2 separate regions of the Homo sapiens genome follow, and region 1 is linked to region 2. The links are chromatin contacts, found by Hi-C or POLR2A ChIA-PET in ENCODE. All regions are on one chromosome and are shown on one strand. Each heading gives the region's core, a stretch centred on a gene start or an enhancer-like site at or near the end of the contact. The rest is flanking DNA. Distances are from core to core; before and after follow the strand shown. Region 1 holds the start of PLEKHD1 (pleckstrin homology and coiled-coil domain containing D1). Region 2 holds the start of DCAF5 (DDB1 and CUL4 associated factor 5).

Region 1 (4,071 bases), core at 912-3,411, 330 kb before region 2:
AGCCTCCTTGGCACTACCATTGTGCTTTTAGCTGGGGGCCTATGCCCTGTACTCCTGACACTTCCTAGCCCTGGAATCAACTGTAGGTGCAGAGACCAGTTTCCCAATGTACCTGCAGTGGTGAAGGGGAGGACCAGGGGACATACCCTGGGGGTCACAAGCACCTAGCATTTTCTAGGGATGCTGTCAGGTGAAAATGTCTGGCAAGAGAAGTCTTGGTTGACAGGACCCAGAACAGCAGCCAGACCCAATAGAAAAGAAAGATTAACTATCTGGAGCTGCTGAGGCAGAAGAAAGATGGGTGGTGGGGGGAGATATTCTGCTAATTGTGCTTGAATCTACACACAGCCTTTCCACCCCAGCTCTCCTGGCCCTGGGGGCTGTAGCTCACATAGCACAATACTGGAAGCTCCCCAAATACACTCCATGTTGCTCCAAGCCTTCATTTAGGGGGTCAGAGATAAGCTGAACTTTGGAGGAACTCAAGAAGCCTGTATCCCATTAAATCCCAGAGAGAAACCTGTCAGAAGCAACAAAACAACATGAAACCAGAGATATAAAATGTGAGCTACTGTCCACAGCTCCATTTGTTCTGCGGTCTTATAGAAACATTAAATTATTCATCAGAACAGAACATCAGCACCCACCACTACCACATCCACATGATCTGTGGTCCTGGGAACATTGGAGGCCCCCTCTGCTCAGGGGCAGACTCATAGAGTGTGGGATGGGGAAGGGGCATCTGGATACCCCTGGTTTCCTGGAAGGGTCACACCTCCGCGGAAGGGCTGGACAGGGTCTGCATTCTCCAGGCCATACCAGTAGTGAATCTCAGAACTGAAATTGACTGGAGAGTGGAAACTGTCCAGAAAATGGCCCACAGCACCTGCAGCCAGTTGGGAGCTTCCTGCAAGTCCAGGGCTGTGAACTCCCTCTTCCCTCAATACCTCCCAGGCTAATTTGTAAGTGGAGAGTGGCTACCGATGTCCGCGGAGTCGCGTCTGAGTTGGGGACCAGGCAGCTGGGGCTGAAGGATGGTTGGGACTACCCTGTCTCTCTCCACCACCCCTTTCAGAGGATCAATCCTTGGCAGAACCAATCTATCCCCTCCTTCACTCCAGCTGCCTCCCTCCTTTCCAGCTCCTCCGTCTGAAGCACTAGAATCTCTCTTCCCTGTGCTCACTTTTAAAAAAATTATTTCAAGGGACAGTTGGAGGGGTTGCCAAGGTCACTTCCCCATGGACAAGCACCCTTCCTGGCCCTTCCTCCCTCCTTAGCCTGAGCCTTTCAGAAGGGCCAGGTCCCTCTCCGTCTTAAGGGTGGGTGGTTGGCGGGAGGGAGACACTCAGGCCCGGTCCTCGCGGCCTGGGTCAGGGGTTGTGAAGACGATGGAATTGACAGTGGGGGTCCCGGGGTTGGGGGCATCTTTGGCTAGAGATGGAGTTTCTGCCTCCCCTCAGTCTGGCCTGATCTGACCTAGCTGGGATCCCACCCCGACCACGGTCTCTTCTGCCCACACCCAACATTCCCACTCGAGGGTCAGGTTCATTCCATAGAGAATTTGCCACCGCCCCAGGGCAGGGGCCCCATCTCCATTCTCCCGGCCCAGACTATGGTCCACATTTTCCTGCGGGAGCCAGTGTAGAGTGAAAAGGGGTGACGCCAAGGTCACACAGGAAAGCAGAGGCACGACGGCGACTGGAGGGGGTGGGAGGGGTAACGACGCCCAGGCTCTCTCCCCGGCGGTCTCCTTGGGGCGCGGGGGCGCACTCACCGCCGGGACCACTTGGCCGACGGCCTGCCGAAAGGCCTCTTCCACAGCACGCCGTAGAGCTGCACTTTGGTGCTGATATCCAGGGCGTCCGAGTCAGCCTGCTCCAGGGACGGCGAGGGCGACACCGAGTTGGACTTGGACGTGAACATCCTGCCTCAGCGGGGCTGTGCCCGGCCCGGACCCCACCTCCCCGGGGTCAGCAGGGACTCGGGGCGAGAGGCGAGGGCGGAGCCGTCGGAGAGCGTCCCAGCGAGCAGAGAAGCAGAGCGGCCCGGCCCGGAGCTGCAGCATCAAAGCGCGCTGGGCACTGGACGCGGCACCAAGGGGGCGCAGGGCGCGTAGCCGGCGGCTTGGGCTCCGGATTGCAGAGGGCCGGGCGGGAACTCCGCGGGGAGGGTGGCTCAGCCTCGGGCCGGCAGCATCTCCTCCCCTCCCGCCCTAGCCACCCACCCCCCCGGCGACAGCCCCAATTCTGGTGGCCCCGATTGGCTGGGAGTGGCAGGTGAGCCGGCGGGAGGCCGGCCTCGGGCGCCAATCAGGGCGGGCGCCGGCTGGAGGGCCGGGCTCCGTGCGTCCAGAAGGTCCCTGCGGGTCGCAGGGCCCGGGGACTTGGCCGCAGCGCGTCCCCGTCCCCGCCCCGCGCGCCCAACACCACCCCGGGGTCCCTCTCGGCGAGCAGCGCCGACATCGAGACGAGGGCCACGTCCGCTTTGCAATGGGGTTGGAGGCACTCCTGCAGACACCTGCTCGCCTCGGGGTGGAGGAGAGGACGGAGCTAGGGCGTAGGGTCACACACTCCGGCCTGGAATTCCACCGCAATTCCTACCGCTCCGTGAACTGCGGCGGTCTGGCTTTTCTCCCCAGTGAAGTGGCGATGCCTGATGCCCCGGGCAGGCGGGTGGCCAGGTAGGACTTCAGGAAGTGCCCAAAGTGCCCGCATGGGGAGGGGCTCCATCAAGATTGGGTTCCCCCCAACCCTTCCCCCTCAGGTGGGTTTCACTGTGCTCCGCCGCCGCCGCCTAGCGCGCATCGGATCGGATTTCTCTTCCTGGAACCTGACCGTGTCTGTGTCGGCATTTGGCACTCAACGCCAGTCTGGAGCTATCCGTGCAGTGTGTGTCCGTGATTTATCTGCGCGCCTGGCCCGCGCTCCCTGGGACCAGCTGTTCCATCCGCTTCCGCTCCTTTCGGAGTTGGCGTTTGGGGTGACCGGCTCATTTTCAGGCCAGGGAGATGCCGGCCGGGCCCCAGGGGACCGCCTCCTCCCGGCAGGTGGAAATGCTAGGCTGGCACAGCTGCCTGCCCCGCGCCACCTGCCAGGCGTGGAGACCGCGCAGTGAGCGGCCGCCCGCCAGACCACGCCGCAGTCGCGCTTTTCCAAGATGAGGAGCCAAGGACGCCTCTGGAAGTCGGATTGCAACAGAAGTTTACAAATGGTTAGCCCGAGAGCCAGATCCACATTGCTTTATGAATTTGCCCCAAGTTTTTAAATTGAGGTATACTTCATGGTAAAATGCACACATCTAAGTTATTTCTTTGATGAAGGTATATAAGATGTAACCCCACCCAAAGCAACAGACAGAACATTTCCATCACCTGCAGAAAGTTTCTTCATGCCCCTTTATAGTCAATCAGCCCCCCAACAACAACCACTTGTATCATTCTTACCACCTCTGCACAGTAGACTTAAGTCTTTGAATGTAATGCCTAAAGGCGCATCCCCACAGGCCCCATCATCCCCTATTGTCTGACCTGCCTGGCCCCTCTGCAGGCATTTGGATGTGTGACGCCCACTAGATGTTCCCCAAGGCCATGCTAGATCTCCCCATTTTATGACTCTAGCTAATCATCACCCTGGTACTCTTCCCTTAACCCCCTCTGGGGTTCCCAAGCTCAGACAGCATCCCCTTGTTGCTCACTGTCAAGAAGTGCCCATCTGAATTCCTTGCACTTCTCTCATGGCTCAGGCCCCCATGCAGAACATCTCAGGCCAAGCCTTAACACAGGGCCCGGGGCTTGGCTCCATCAGGTGGGAGGAGGTGGGACTGGGAAGATGATGAGAGCCCGGGGCCAGAGTACAAAGTGGACATTTTCTGTATATTTTTTGTCTATTTCTGACACATGGTCTAATGCTTGGAAATCTTCCCACTTTAGGAGCCCTGCTTTTCTTTTCTTTCTTTTTTCTTTCTTTCTTTTTTTCTTTCTTTCTTTTTTTTTTTTTAGAGAGATGGGGGTCTCATTATGTTGCCCAGGCTGGTCTTGAATTCCTGGCCACAAGTGATCTTCCCACCTCAGCC
Region 2 (3,921 bases), core at 215-2,714:
CAAGTTCTGATGGAATTTGGTTTCTGTTTAGTAATGTTTGCTAGAATATGTACTTTTATATGAAACATTTGCATATTTGTTATTAGTACGATTAATCGTATTGTCACTGAACAAAAAGTAGAAGTAAATAATTTTGTTTGACGGGTAAACCTCTTCCATGTTCAGCCGATCTTTTTTTTTAAAAAAAATTATTATTATTTTCCCCAGATCAGAGATGTACAGCCCATCTTTCAATGATGATTCTACTCAACTGCTCCTGTGCCATCTCTGGTCCAGAGGATGTAATTCCTGCTAACTTGAAAGGGCAAAACTGACAAGTGCCTATTTCAGTAGCTTATTACCACTTAATGACAGAGGATAGCTTCCAGGAAAAGTACTATAATACATCGAAAAGGGGACTTTTAACTGTATCTGGTAGAATTCCAAAGCATTTAACACCCACTAGGGTCAACGCGGTGACTCCCATCCTACTGAAGTGCAGCCACTTCTGGCCTGGAGCGCAGCTGCTGGTTAACAGCTGTCCAACCTCAGTGCTCCCCACTCGAGACCTTTAAGAGGAGCTCACCGAACCCAATTAAATAACATATATCGTTAGTTTCAAATCACGCTTCTTGTGTCGTGCAAATTTATCTGGAACGGAGAGAAGTACCTCGTGCTTCTCGGGACTTCATCAACTCGGTTTTGGCAATTTTCTTCCTACTTCTTTATCCCTTTCTCTTTCCCCCCATGTACCACTCTAATCTGCCAGACGGAACAATTTAGCCTTTTTCAACTAAAGGACCGGAGGAAGGAAGAGTTAGAGAACTGGACTTGGGGATGAGCGGTGGTGTTAAACATTTACCGGGAGAGGGGAAGGGGCGGGTGCGCGAACAAAACCCCCAGGCAACGTTCCTCCAAGTGTGCGGCCCTACCTCCCGGTTCCCCCGCCTCGGGCAGGGCCGGACTGCCCAAGGCAGAGGCCAGCAGAGGAAGGAGGGCCGGAGCCCCCGCCCGCACCTTCCCCCACTCCAGCCGCATTTTCCCCGAACTCGTACGGGCGCTGGCCTCCGGGCAGCAGCCGGCCCGCGGGTCCCCGCGGGAGGAAGGCGAGCCAAAGCCCGGCGGCCACTCGGATTGTTACGCGCATTCAACTCCGCGGAGTGCGGGGCGCTGGGGTGCAGAGGGGTCTCCGCCCGGCGCCACCCAGGTCCCCAGGCGGGAAGCGGCTCAACTGGGAAAGCAGCCGGCGCCCGTGGTCTCCGGGCCGGCCGCCCGCGTTCTTCCGGCCAGCCCCCCGCGGAGGGGAGGGGCGCCGACGCCGCGTTCTCGGGGCCCCGCAGCCGGCGGAAGGGCCGCGCATCGCGGAAGCGCGGCGGCAGCTGAGGATCAGCTGCTGGAGGAGGCGGAGAGGCAGAGGGAGGAGCCTCGGGGGGAAGGAGAGGGAGGGGACCGTCAGGAAGCCGCGAACGCCGCCGAGTGTCTGCACACCTCGCTCTGCCTGCCATGGCTGGTTAAAGAACCATCCGGATCGCAGCGCGGGGGGAGGGCCGGGTGGGGGGAGCAGCGGCCGCGCGTGAGGCCGAGGGAGGGGCGGCGGCGCGAGCGGCGGCGGCGGCGGTTCCAGCATGAAGAGGAGAGCTGGCCTGGGGGGCAGCATGAGGTCAGTGGTGGGCTTCTTGTCCCAGCGGGGCTTGCATGGGGACCCCCTGCTCACTCAGGACTTTCAGAGGAGACGCCTGCGGGGCTGCAGAAACCTCTACAAGAAGGACCTCCTCGGCCACTTCGGCTGTGTCAATGCCATTGAATTCTCCAACAATGGAGGCCAGTGGCTGGTCTCAGGTAAATCAACCCCCTTCCCCTCCCCGCGCCTCCCCGCACCCTCCCAGCCTCCCCCTCTCGCTCTCCCCCGTCACCCTCCTCCTGCCCTCTGTCCCCACCCCCTCCCTTTCTCTACCCCCTTCTGCGGTGGGAAGGTTTGGTGTCAAATTAAAACCATTGCAGGGGGAGGGGAAGGAGAGGATGTCTTCTATAAAAAAGACCTAAAATGGTTGACAGCTCCTTAATTCGCTTTATCCCAAGTGCAAAGTGATCTCTCCTGATGCCTGCCCTGAAAGTGTAGGTCGGGGAGGGGGGCGAGGTTACCGCTCTACAAAGTTTGACGGCAAACTCTTCCTCCGCGTACTTTAAAAGGTGCTGGGGGCATTTTGGGGATGTGGAGGGTGAGGAGGCCGAGGAGCGCCGGAGGCAAGGGGGAGCTGAAGCCCCCGTCGCCGGCGTTAAGGAAAAGGGGTCTTGGGGCTGGGAAGCGGGCGGTGACAGACCCGGACGCCGAGGGGCCGGGGGCTGCGACCCGGGGGCTGGCGGGGTCTGCAGAGGGGAAGTGACTGGGGCGGTAGGGTCGCTGTGGGCCGCCCCCCTCGGCGCTCTTAGAGGCCCAGCACCATCGCCTTTCGTTCGGTTGTGGCCTCTTCTGCGTCTTGTTTTTAATACAGTTTCGAGAGTGGCGAGGGCTGTGGAGGCTAAAGGGCACCAGCCTGAACTTGAATGCGCAACTTGCGAGGCAGGCGGTAGGGTGGGGGACCCCCGGGAGACTTGTTGGCGGGAGCCCGGCGCCCCGCACCCCGTTTCCCGCGGCCGCTGTTGCAAGTGGTCTCTGCTTCTCCTCCCTCTCGCCCAGACGGGCCTGGTTGCCCCCGGGCTCTCCCTCTGGTTTGGGGAAAGTGGCGAAATCGAGGCCGGGGCTCCGGCCGGGCGGTGTAGGCCTCGCTCTCCCGGGGCTCCTAGCGACAGGCAGCTGAATCGATAGCCTATTGCTCCCGGGGAGGCCCGGGCCCCGCGGGCCGCGGCGACAGCTGCCCCTGGGGAGGTGCGCCTGCTGCCGGTGGGGGCGCTCGCCGCCGTCGTCCCCTCCTCCCTGGGGTCGCGGGCCCAGGGCAGGGGCGGGTGGGAATGGGCCTACGTGAGGGCTAGGGGGCGGCTCCCCGAAACCTGGCTCAGGGGAGGGGGGGTGAAGACGGCTGATTGGGCGTTCCTGCTTGGCTGCTGCCCTCTTCTGTCCCTTTTCCTATATTGGGAGGGATGAAGGGGGAACCCAGCGCTGGACGTGGCGCTTAGCTTCACCCAGGTCGGTCCCTGAATGTCTTTCTAATTTGTGTCCGTGAGCAGCTCGCCAGAAACTTCTGGGATCTTGGCAAAGCATCCGTCTTCGCGAGTAACCTTCGGAAGTGACATGGGGCGTACAGTCCAATTTGGGGGTAGCAAAGAGAAAGGTCTTCTGTGATCATTTTATGATAAACCTTCTGGGGTCTGTCCAGAACTGACTTGACTTTTGTACCCCAGATCGTTTTCTCTTTGACTAGGTAGATTTTGGCCCTAGATCATCCTCTGAAGAAACCTGATCTTTCAGACAAAAGCCTCCTTCCCCCACAGCACCGTATAAAATTTTATCAAATAAATTTGAAGAGCAAAAATGGGGGAAGACCTCTTCTTTATAGACCTAGCTCCCAGTTTCCCTGCTGTTGTTTTTTATGTATTCATAAAACTCCCGATGTATTACAACAGAGAAGTTCCCAGACACAAGTAAACTTTACCTACCGAGTGAGGGAGTTTGGGGGTACTCTTTTAGAGACAACTGAACTAATCATGTTAACGGAATTGTAAGTAGTCACACGTTGCCCAGCTTGACACACCTTTATTTACGTATTTATTTGAGACAGGGTATCACTCTGTTGCCCAGGCTGGAGTGCAGTGGGCTATCACTCACTGCTCACTGCAGCCTTGATCTCCCAGGCTCAAGCTAACCTCCCACCTCAGCCTCCCAAGTAGCTGGGACTACAGGCAGGTGCTATCATGCCCAGGTAATTTAAACTTTTTTTTTTTTTGTAGAGGTGGAGTCTCCCTATGTTGCCCAGGCTAGTCTTGAACTCTTGGCCTTAAGTAATC

Evidence for each region. A loop is a pair of places that touch in the nucleus more often than their neighbours do. ChIA-PET counts read pairs that join two places held with the same protein, here RNA polymerase II (POLR2A). Pooled maps may share reads with other maps.
Region 1: a pooled map shows a loop between it and region 2 (2.8-fold over the local background). The contact joins the promoter of PLEKHD1 here to the promoter of DCAF5 in region 2. A Hi-C loop is called at or near these places in 3 of 50 pooled maps. POLR2A ChIA-PET finds 5 or more read pairs at or near these places in 2 of 52 experiments (CD8-positive, alpha-beta T cell and HCT116).

Annotation. Positions count from the first base shown.
Region 1 is chr14:69,482,818-69,486,888 of GRCh38, reverse strand. It overlaps PLEKHD1 (pleckstrin homology and coiled-coil domain containing D1), which reads right to left and starts at 2,161. Exons shown (of 13, transcript NM_001161498.2): 1 at 1,775-2,161. The coding sequence starts at 1,923.
Region 2 is chr14:69,150,662-69,154,582 of GRCh38, reverse strand. DCAF5 (DDB1 and CUL4 associated factor 5) reads left to right here and starts at 1,464. Exons shown (of 9, transcript NM_003861.3): 1 at 1,464-1,818. The coding sequence starts at 1,605. RefSeq lists silencers at 1,020-1,659, 2,480-2,529, 2,690-3,149.